Regions from separate parts of the Homo sapiens genome. Here region 2 is linked to region 1. Evidence: chromatin loops called from intact Hi-C (ENCODE). Cell type or tissue: A673. All regions are shown on one strand.

Region 1 (2,500 bases):
ACAAACCTCTACTATCAACTGTGACTCAGAGTATCAGGTTCAACAAATAGCCTTTTTCCCTTAATCATCCTAACAGTGGTCATGAAGGGTCAGGCCAAATAGTGCTTTATGCTGGAGGAATAACTCCTTTCAAAGTAATCTGGAAATTTGAGATAGGGATTTCAAGAAACCAGATTGTTCTAAATGTACCTCTTGTTTAACTGCAAACACACACAAGAATTGCTTGATTACCATAGTTACTTTGGCAGATTAAAGAATATTAATTATTTAGACTTGAGAAGTTGTACTTGACAAGTAATTAACGTTATTTTAAAGATTCACATAATTTAATTTGAACTAAACAGTTTACTCTAGTTTGATTTAATATTCAGGTACAAATTGGATGTCCTAAATAAAAGGACTAGATTTATATTTCTTATGACTAAATCTGGCTTATAGTCGTATTAATTTTCATTTATTTACATTAGCCTTAAAATAATTTTTATAGGATATAATCATAATGATCTTGTATAGGACATCTCATAACGAGGGAACTGAGGAGACTCATCTCTCTGAAGGTAGAATTGCATCTGTGGCATAGCAGACAGGTAGAATGTTATAGTATGCTTCATAATTCCATGTATTCCATATCACTATGTGTATTAAAATCTGTAGATAATTGAATGTTTAAGATAATAGTATGTTTTAATGATACTACAGAATGCACAATGTCTTTTCTTTCAGTATATGCTAAATGCAAATTAGCAGTTATTACAAAGGTCATTCAAGAGCAAATGTTTCAAGTTCTAATATACTTAACATCTTTGAGAGGAAGGGTTTTACAGTGAAGCAATCTATTTTTGAGTTACAAGAGGGGAAGGTAAAGGAGTATATTTAAATAAGGAAGGTAGATGAGTGCAAGATGATTTTATAATAGAAATAAATTTGAGAGATATAGCTAAGTATAATTTTGCATTCTCCATGGCCCAGCCCTATTCTATGGTTAGATCCTTAGAGTTATATTTGAATCATTGATAAGACTTCGATTTTACAAAATTTGCCGCACTTTATATGTTACCTGTAGTTTACCTTTACTTTCCAGGCACTGAAGAAGGCACTACCTTATTAATATTTCAAATAAACTAAATGGTATTGTGTATATATATGTACATGTGTGTATTATAGATGTAAGTTATATAGGAGAATTCAATCTGCTATCTGAGATCTGAGATGCAGTGATTAAATCAAATTAAAGGTGAAACTGGAGGCTATTCACTCAAGTAATCTACCAGTAAGTGATACCAAATTAATTTTCTTTGCCTTTGATGAGACTCTGTGTTATGTTTTTGTGTGCATCAGTTTATATATTAGAGTTTGAGGGGAAGTGGAGCTCCAAATTTATGGTAACAGCAGTTTTCTTTAAAGCATATCAACAGAGATGAATTGGCAGAGTCTTCATTCACCATCTTTTATACAATATTGCCCTCTATGGGAATATTGTAAAATATTGAATATTTTAGCAGGGTGATAAGTATATTCTTTCATACACTCCTGTGTTCATCACATGATTTTTCTTTCCTCTTAATTTAATTACTTTGCTCTTTCCCACCCTCTAACAGGTATAAACAGCTGAGCTGACAAAAAAATTCATCATTGTTTTATTATATAGTAGGTTTAGAGTATCAGAATTCATTTTACTTTATTTATTTTACATTATATTTAATTATTTGTTTGGTTTTCTTTTGTAAAATATCTCTGTTTTCGGAGTACTATATTTTCATTTACTTCATATCATCTCATTTATGATAATTCCTTTTCAGAAAAGGGAAACACCAATTAAAGTTCTAAAATAAAATTATACTTAATATGGAAGACAAACAAATCATTTTACATAAAGGAATATTTAGAATTTACAGTGCCATTCTTCTGATTCTATAAATGCAAACCAAATTACAGTAATGTATAAAATATTTTCAATTCTTTAAAATATATGACAATATTTTTACTAAAATATTTTTATTCATGAATAATATTAGGAAGATTAAATGACATGGATTCTAAAAAGGAAAACTAATCTGGGTCTTCTTATCCATGGGGAAAATTGCTTTATAATGTATCTTTGCATCTTCCTTTTGAAATGAATTGTTGCTTCTATTTGTGACATACAGAACTGGTGCAACAGTTTCATTGAAAATATATTTGTAGGGGAAATGTTAATTTCTGGTTCCCTATTTTCTAGCTTTGGGTTGCCATCATTCGTTCATTCATTCATAAATTTATTTTTTTAAATGTCAGTAACTATGCCATGGCACTGCTCCAAGTATTAAGGATATAAGCCTCAAACAAACAAACAAAAACAAAAGAGATTATCTCTGTCCTCAAAGAATAAAGACTTCATTGCTAGCATTATGTGTGTGCCTACAAATCAGGCAACAATAGCAATATAATGCTGTGTACCCCATTGCTAGCTGGTTACAGAGGGCAACACTGGGTTTACAGGTCTTGGAATACAGCATGACTT
Region 2 (2,500 bases), 420 kb before region 1:
TTCATTTTCAGGGTATGTTGAGTTCATGAAAACTAAATTTCAAAGTAATTCACAAAAATTTACTTTTTTTACTTGCTTTAAAGTGGAATAGAACATAGTCTACATTTAAGTTCTGTTCAATCGGTATCAACCAAATTAACATTTCAGCAACTTTCAAATCACCCCTGGCAACTCTGGCAAAACGTGGTTTATTAGGTCAGGAACATATGCATGTATATAGTTGAGAGGTTTCACTCATATACGTGTGTGTATGTATTTATACACTTTGCTTCTTCTGAAGGAAAAAAGGGAGACTTTAAATAATTTTGAAATATAATCTCAGTGAACTTAGAGCTTGATTGACAGGTTAATAAATATTTCAATATTTAATGGATTACTGAAAAAATAGGTCATCATGATTATATAGAATTTTCTTACCTCACCTTTACTTCTAGAAACTGTTTTTCTATTTTTATCAGCACAATGTGTGGTAAATACAATAGCACAATATTAAACTTTGCAATAAATAAAATACTAATGAAACAAAATAACCTGAGTATGAAGTAGTTTGTAAAAACTAAAGTCATGAATCAAATGCAATTGGTTCAAATAACAATTAAAGGTATTGAGTCCTGTATTTAGTTGCTCAGGAAAAAAAAAAACTGTTAACGTTCCTGCCAATATCTAGTTAATAAAATTAATAGATTAATAAAGTTTGTTTAATGTTACTACCATTTCCTATTGGTTTCTTCTTTTTTCTTTTTTCTATTTACAGTTATTACATACGAAAAATTATACTGGTTTTTGAATAATTGTCTTTGTATGGTTCAAATCAGTTTCAAATCTTCCTTCTCTATACTGACTTCAGTGCAAGTAAATTACCTTAAAGTAGAAATGTCTTTTCTTAGACATAAAACCATCTAATTTAACTTATTTAACCATTAGACATTTTTATAATTTAAAATACTTTATGCAATAATTTATGCCAGAAGGTGGCACCAAAAGACTCAACTTTAAAATCCCTTTATTAATAAGTGCATTCCTTTATTCTATTTCTAAAGGCAGAAAAATAGCATTGGAAGAGTCGATTAAAATGATAAAGACAATACGTACATTTTGAGGTTGTATGGGGCACTGACCAGGAATACTTATTTTTGAGTTCAGATATAACACAGCAGTAATAATTCTAACAGTTTATGCTCATTTTACAAATTTATATGCATTTCTGAGCTTCTTAAAAATGGAAGCTTACAGATTATCAAGTGGATGTTTCTCATAACAAGAGAAAACAGCATATATTCTCTCCCAGTAAAGTATGTTTCTGATATGTGTTTTACATTTCCATCATGAAACTTAGGCCATTTTAGTTAGTTTTCTAACTTTAAAGATAGATCCAATGTCAGATTAAGGGCAAAAAATTTCCAAGCTTCATTAGTATTATCAATAATATATCATTCCTTTTCATTTGCTTTTATCTTGAGCAGTAGGTAAATTCAATAATGGGAGCTCAAGCTCCGGTATCAAAATGTGTGATTTTGAGTTCTTGTTCTGCCATATTCGTAGCTGTGTAACATTGGGAAATTTAAATAAATCTCTTACCACCTCTTACTCTCTGTGTCTCTTTCTCTGTTTAAATTTAATTTGTTAAGCTTACTTTGTGATAAGGTGGTAAAGTTGCATTAGAATTTAAATAAGATATACACATAAATTGCTTAAACAGTTCCTGGCAATTAGTAAACATTCAAACATATTTTGCATTAATAATGTTATTTTTTAAAAAGTTTTCTCTTTTGATAGTTACCTCTAAAGATTCCTTAGTCTTAAATTTCCAAATAATAAAACTCCTTGGAGTTTGGTTTAGTTGGGAATCATAAAAGGAAACATTTATCTGATGAATCATTCAGTACAAAAAATATACCAATTTTTAACTTTTTTATAAAACTGCCAGAAATATCAAGTAGTAAATATTTTACCCTATTGGTACAAAGAATGTTTTGAAAATATGTGTATCTGAGCACTTCTTTATAAAACAGAAAAGGGAAAAAATATATTGAATAAATACAATTTAGGCAATGAAAGTGCATATGAGATTTAAAAAACAAAACTATTCTGCTAAATCAGGCAAAAAAGAGCAAATTTAGTAAAAGAAGTCATACTTAATAATGAGTTAACATGCCACATGAGTAACGCTGTTACTAAATTTTATCCACACACATGTATATGACATACATATTTATATTTTGGGGTGGTAACTGATGTGTGTCTGCTATAAAACCATAGCACATTTATCTTTGGGGCACAAATACAAAAAATTGAAACTGAAAAACCAGGTGAATATGCTATAATAAGATACAAAATCTACTTCATTTCTAAATAAAATTATAGCTATTCTATGCAATGAAAATAATGTGTGCCCAATTAGTTACTTAGTCACTGTTTGCAAAACGAAGGCCTACAGAAGTAGCCAAAATGAAAACAGTCTAATTTTCTCATTGTTTTATCTCAGAAAGAATTATTTTAT

Evidence for each region. Hi-C counts contacts between places; a loop is a spot of excess contacts. Peaks named below come from ENCODE experiments on the same cell type or tissue, not always from the same donor. Only the 100,000 strongest peaks of a DNase experiment are listed, where the experiment ranks them.
Region 2: a loop joins it to region 1, with 4 times the contacts of the local background. A loop is called at or near these places in 3 of 110 quality-filtered maps.

What each region holds. Positions count from the first base shown.
Region 1 is chr4:115,119,108-115,121,607 of GRCh38, reverse strand. No RefSeq gene overlaps it. Among named protein-coding and RNA genes, the nearest start is that of NDST4, 6.7 kb to the right of the region's middle. In A673, a CTCF peak has its summit at 1,471; a DNase peak (open chromatin) is centred at 1,447; H3K4me3 peaks cover 71 bases; H3K27ac peaks cover 1,219 bases.
Region 2 is chr4:115,536,077-115,538,576 of GRCh38, reverse strand. No RefSeq gene overlaps it. Among named protein-coding and RNA genes, the nearest start is that of NDST4, 420 kb to the right of the region's middle. In A673, a CTCF peak has its summit at 956 (motif pointing right); a DNase peak (open chromatin) is centred at 976.